2 separate regions of the Homo sapiens genome follow, and region 2 is linked to region 1. The links are chromatin contacts, found by Hi-C in ENCODE. All regions are on one chromosome and are shown on one strand. The core of a region is the stretch at or near the end of the contact, and the rest is flanking DNA. Distances in the headings are between cores, read along the strand shown.

Region 1 (2,984 bases), core at 149-2,648:
ATGATAATGTCACTGTTGGTAATACCATATAGTCCTCGATATAGCTCACGAAGCATTTCCACAAATAGTGACTGGAAAGGCTTAAAGATCCCTAACTTTCATACTTGTAGGTCTTAACAGGAACAAAGAAAGACAAGTGCATGAAGAAAGCACCCTGAGGAGGTGGCATGGTCCCCGTGAGAAGTGAGCGGCACACGCCTGTCTGGCTGCCGTACCTCCATCGTGTAGTTCGTGTGCTTGTTGTCAAAGACAAGGGCCTCCTGGATGAGCTGATGGTCTCCCTCCAGCTTGTCGATGTTGTTCTTATAGTTGATGATGTTGTGCTCATACTGCTTCAGCTGGTTCATCTGGTCTTCCAGGGCTCCTGTGATCTGGATGGAGCTCCGGGCAATCTCCTGAGGGGGGCGAGTGAGCAAGCAGAGAGAGAAGCAGAGTGAAGTGCCCTCTAAGGGAGCTCGGCACGAGGCGCCGTTCCAGACCCTGCATGGGATGCTAGGCCAGCGTCAGGCAGCGGCCAGTGTCACTCGGTTCACTTTTCTCAGAGGAAGTGGGGACTGGGTAGCATCGCAGAACAAAACAAGGTCTAGTTCTAGTCTGTCTAGAAAATGAGGAAAAAGTCAACCAAGATCCAAAACAGAGAGGCAAGAGGGGTCAGAGATAAGTCCTTCAGCTTCTTGCTGTGGGAAGGAAACGCCCTCGGGCAGAGCTACCCTGCTCTGGAGGAGGCTGGGGGTGGGCTGCCTGGGTGGAGCTGCCAGACAGATTGAAGACCCACGGGATGCTTCCTCCATCAGAATTTCTTATATTTTTACATGGTCTCCGCTTTAAGAAAAAAGTCAATATTTCAACACCAAAAGGGTGGTGGGACAAGAAATAAGTGGGTCAATAAATGTCTCCTGGCTGTTCTTGGTGATCAAAGGACAACAGGGTTACTTAAAGACCACTGTCCCTGAAATGTTCTGAAAATGCAAAGTATTTGTGGGCCTTCACGTGTCCTCCTTGTAGGGATAGATGGTTTGAAATCCAGGCCCTGCAGAGGCCAAAAACGGAGAAAGCCCTGTCACCATTTTTAGTGAGAAAATAAACAGAACCCAGCAAGACCCCCCTCCCCTTCCTTGAGTGCCGCCTTCCTGCATTCCATATTGTGCTCTGGTTTGCACACTGTCCCCAACAGCCAGGGGCTGAAAGATAAAGCCGGGGTGATAACAGAACGGTGCTCCCACCTGACTGAGTGGGTGGCTGGAAACCACAGCATGTGCGGTGTCACTGCTGCGTGGCTAAAGGGACTTATCGCAAGGCTTGTGAACAGCGCCTGGGAGGGCGCTGGCTTACCTCCATCTTGTTCTGGATCCAGGGCCCAATGGCATTGGCTTGGGCAGCAAACTGGCGCCTCAGACGCTCGTTAGCATGCTGGCGAGCCAGCTCCTCCTGCAGGGATTGATCGCGGATGGGCACGAGTTGCTTCACCTGTCAGGGCCCAAGGACAACAAGGGTTAGAGGCCAGCTGTGGTCTCATAGGAACAACCACAGAATGCGGGAATAGTCCAAGGGGTGGGGGTGGGAGTGGAGAAGGAGAAACGAAGGGAGGAGGGTGTAGGGGGAAGGAAGAGGGAGGATAGGGAGGAGGAGTCCCTAGTCTAGGGACTACAGGATGAGCTTGATTTAGCTTTGACTGCCATCTAGTGCCACCAAGTGCCTGCTGAAAGACAGGATGAGCTGGAGGGTATTTAAGAGCCTGCATTAGGAGCAGCGACCATTCTCCTCCAGCCAGAGGCTCTAGGCCTGCTGCACAACTAAGTCAGGGCCAGGTCCAGAGTACAGAGGATTTGTGAACTTGGATGCAGGGAACACTGGCGTGTTTATTTTCACCATCTCGGATTAAAATGTAGCACTCCCTTTGTTTATGAATGACGTGGACAGCAAATCTGCAGCAGTATTTAGTAGTCCCTGTGACCTTATCACAGCATAAATCATAGACATTCCATACTAACGTTACGGTTATGCCTGCCTCTTGCAACAAATATCACGTACACTCAGCCCTACTCCAAAATTATTGGACCTGCTGTTAGTTCTTGGTTTTAAACGTGTTAGTAAAGAAGCATATACATGACAATAACTTTAAAGATATTTGAATAACTACATTTCAATATAATTTGTTTCCTTGGTAATATTAAATATTTTTATAAGTTTACAAACATTATTATCAGAAGGAATCCACAGGCTTCCCCAGACTGCCAGACGGGTTCATGACACCAAAATGTGAAGAGCCCATGCTGGGTTCATGAGTTCGATTCTTATACCTTGTTGGCCCACAGAAGAGTATACACCTGTCTACCTGCTTTCTGTTCCATTTGTGAGTTACATTTTAATGCTATGCCTCCATTCTCTTTCAATCAATGGAAGAGAAAAAACTACTTCAAAAATCTTTCTTTGTGTCATCTGCAAAACTGCTACTAAAAGCATTATTATTGTCTTTTTGTTTTCTTTAACAAAAATCCATTTGCTTTATAACTTACTGATGGGAGAAAAGTTTGTCTCACTTTAAAAAATGATATATTTCTGCCCAGGCGTGACGGCTCACACCTGTAATCCCAGCACTTTGGGAGGCTGAGGTGGGTGGATCACCTGACGTCAGGAGTTTGAGACCAGCCTGGCCAACATAGTGAAACCTCATCTCTATCAAAAATATAAAAAATTAGCCAGGCGTGGTGGCGGGCACCTGTAATCCCAGCTATTAGGGAGGCTGAGACAGGAAAATCACTTGAACCCACGAGGAAGAGGTTGCAATGAGCCGAGATTTTGCCTCTGCACTCTAGCCTGGGCAACAGAGTGAGACTCTGTCTCAAAAAAATAAACATAATAAAAACGAAAAATAAAAAATGATATATTTCCTCCCCCCGCCCCCACCCCCGCAAGAAAACTACTTAAATCAGTTTGTTTCCTGTCTCTCTTTGGGTGTTCGTTAGGAAGACCAGAGCTAAATT
Region 2 (2,984 bases), core at 134-2,633, 350 kb before region 1:
GCTGGGACTACAGGCGCCCGCCACCACGTCCAGCTAATTTTTTGTATTTTTAGTAGAGACGGGGTTTCACCGTGTTAGCCAGGATGGTCTCGATCTCCTGACCTCGTGATCCGCCCGCCTCAGCCTCCCAGAACCTACAATGTTTTCTATTAAGCAAGAACTCCTAAGTGGGGCTCATAGTACAGCATCTATAACTTCTAAGTTAAGATATATAAAGTATATGTTGTCCATTGATGTTTTGATGTCATTGTTTAATGTGTTGGTCTATTTTATTTTAGTAAACATAATAATGCTTATAAGACTTTTATTGGTTCATCCTTCTTTAGCCCTCCAGCCTTTTATTTCCCCCATATGGCCTTAGATTTCTTAATCCAAATTAACCTCCCTTTGTGTTACAGACTAAATGTTTATGTCCCTCAGTCCCCCCAAAATCATATGTTAAAATCTTAACCCCAAATGTAATGGCATTAGGAGGCGGGGCCTTGGGAGGTGATTACTGCCCTTTACAAAGGGACTTCAGAGAGCTCCTTTGTCCCTTCTACACGTGACAACACAGCAAGAAGACAGCCGCCTATGAACCAGGAAGCGAGCCTTCACCAGACACCAAATTGCTGGCACTCTGATCTTGGGCTTCCCAGCATCCAGAACTGTGAGGAATAATTTCTGTGGTTTCTAAGCCTCCCAGTCCATGGCATTTTGTTATAGCAGCCCAAATGGACGAAGGTGCCATGTCTGAAAAAGGGACACTGTATACACATCACACTGAGAAATCCATTTTTTCAAGGACAGTTTCAGCCCTCTCTCCAGAAGTCCACACTAACCACCTCCCAGCAGCTCCACGACTCTCTGACAGACAGCGAAAACCCCCACATTTCCAGAATGAAACTCTTGATCTTCACTCTTTCCAGGACCGCTCCATCTTAGCTGGTGAAACATCATCTGTCTGCCAGAAACCTTGGGATGATCCGGACTCCCCTTCTCTCTCTCAACCCTCATCAGAACCATGAGGAAATCCTCCTGGCTCTATGTCCAAAAAAATATCCAGGGTCCTGCTGCTCGGTGCCACCTCCCCCTGCTGCCACCGTGCTGCAAGCCACATCAGAGCCTGTCTGCAGCCCAGCGGGAGCTGGTGCAGGGGAGCTGTTCTCCCTGCCCACCCCTGTTTACCAGGAACATCTATTCTCAACACAGTGGCCAGACGGGTCTTTTCAGAATGAAAATCAGAACGAGCTACCCCTCAGCTCAAAGGATTGCAATGACTCCCATATGGCTAAAAGTAATAGCAAGAGCCCAGTCCTCTCAACAGCCCTCAAGGCCTCCTCCACCTGCCCGGCCCACACCCGCAGCCCCTCTGGCCTCCCCACCACTGTGCCCCAGTCCTGCTGCACACTCTGTTCCTTAGAGTCTCCAGGCACACTCCCACGTTGGTGCTGGCACTGGCTGCTCCCTCTGCCTGGAAGCCCATGAACTAACTCCCCTGCTATCTTCAAGCTGCTCAACTGCTACTATCTCAAAGAGACCCACTCTGATAACTATGTTTTTTGTTTGGATTTTTTTTTTTTTTTTTTTTTTTTGAGACAGAGTCTCGCTTTGTCGCCCAGGCTGGAGTGCAGTGGCGCAATCTCAGCTCACTGCAACCTCCCACCTCCTGGGTTCAAGCGATTCTTGTGCTTCAGCCTCCCAAGTAGTTGGGACTACAGCTGCCAATTTTTGTATTGCTGGCTAATTTCTGTATTTTTAGTAGGGACAGTGTTTTACCATGTTGACCAGGCTGGTCTCGATCTCCTGACCTCAAGTGATCTGTCCGTCTCAGCCTCCCGAAGTGCTGGGATTACAGGCATGAGCCACTGTGCCCAGCTAATTTTTGTATTTTTAGTAGAGACAGGTTTTCACCATGTTGGCCAGGCTGGTCTCAAACTCCTGACTTCAAGTGACCTGCCCGTCTTGGCCTTCCAAAATGCTGGGATTACAGGTGTAAGCCATTGTGCCCAGCCTGATAACTACATTTAAAATCACCACTCATTCCCTCCATCACCCCCTTATCCTGTTCTACTCTCATTTTCCCCCAGAGTACTTACGATCTTCTAACATGCAATGCAATTCATTTAATATGATTGTTTTTCAACAGGTCTTCCCCACCAGACTCTCAGCCCCATGAGGGCTGAGTATTTGTTTAACAGCATATTTCGGGCACCTAGAAGAGTGTGTGGAATACAGTCGGTGCTCAATAAAATTTCAGCCTTCCCCAAACGTAAGGTGAACAAAGCAGCTGGGCTAGCTCAGGGTTCAACCAGCCGTGTTTGCCGGCACTGAGACTCATGTCAGGAAGGGGGAGGACTCACAAGATGTGAGCAGCACCCCTTATTCGTGAGGTTCTAGAAGGCCTTTCTGCACTGAAATTTCTCCCTGACAGTCTGCCAGAAAGCCTGAAATTCCCAGCATTACCATCAGACCGTTGAGAAGACCTCGAGGGAGAAGGGAATGTGGCAAACTCATCACAGCCATTAAGCACCAGGCACAGATCAGCCAGCTTGAATCTCCACTGCACGATAGTCAACAGGTACAGAGGGCCTGCCACGCACAGGCACTGTGCTTGCAAACTCGGTACAAAGATGAGGAGGAGACTCCTTTCCTATCCGTAGGGAGATGGGGGTCTAGGCGGGGAGAGAAGTACATATACAAGTAAGTACAGTGCCCTGGGTAAAACCTGAAAGAAAGGTTTACACAAGGCCCTAGAGGGTGACCAGGACCCAGTAACAGCTGGGAGAGTCACAAAGGCTATCAGAAAGGAGAAGTGACTGACAAACCAGTAGAATTTGCCGGGCAAAGAAAAAAAGGCAAGGGAACAGCACCTGCAAAGCCACATAATTGTAAAAGGCACAGCACATTTAAGCGATGGTGTTGGTCAACTCACCATGCCGGAGCATCACACAGAAGCAGCAGTGCTAGACAAGGAGACAGGGAAAGGTGCTGAGCTGGCCTGG

The links. A loop is a pair of places that touch in the nucleus more often than their neighbours do. Pooled maps may share reads with other maps.
Region 2: a map with no recorded cell type shows a loop between it and region 1 (8-fold over the local background). The contact joins two enhancer-like sites. A Hi-C loop is called at or near these places in 3 of 37 single-sample maps with no recorded cell type and 2 of 50 pooled maps.

Annotation. Positions count from the first base shown.
Region 1 is chr1:236,752,430-236,755,413 of GRCh38, reverse strand. ACTN2 (actinin alpha 2) reads right to left here. Exons shown (of 21, transcript NM_001103.4): 16 at 1,333-1,467; 17 at 216-395. Among named protein-coding and RNA genes, the nearest start is that of MTR, 41 kb to the left of the region's middle. Within about 2 kb of position 1,398, at least 3 of the 41 ENCODE cell types and tissues checked have a DNase peak (open chromatin) inside an H3K27ac peak, as active enhancers do.
Region 2 is chr1:237,104,425-237,107,408 of GRCh38, reverse strand. The region is part of intron 1 of RYR2 (ryanodine receptor 2); the gene reads right to left. Among named protein-coding and RNA genes, the nearest start is that of RYR2, 64 kb to the right of the region's middle. Within about 2 kb of position 1,383, at least 3 of the 41 ENCODE cell types and tissues checked have a DNase peak (open chromatin) inside an H3K27ac peak, as active enhancers do.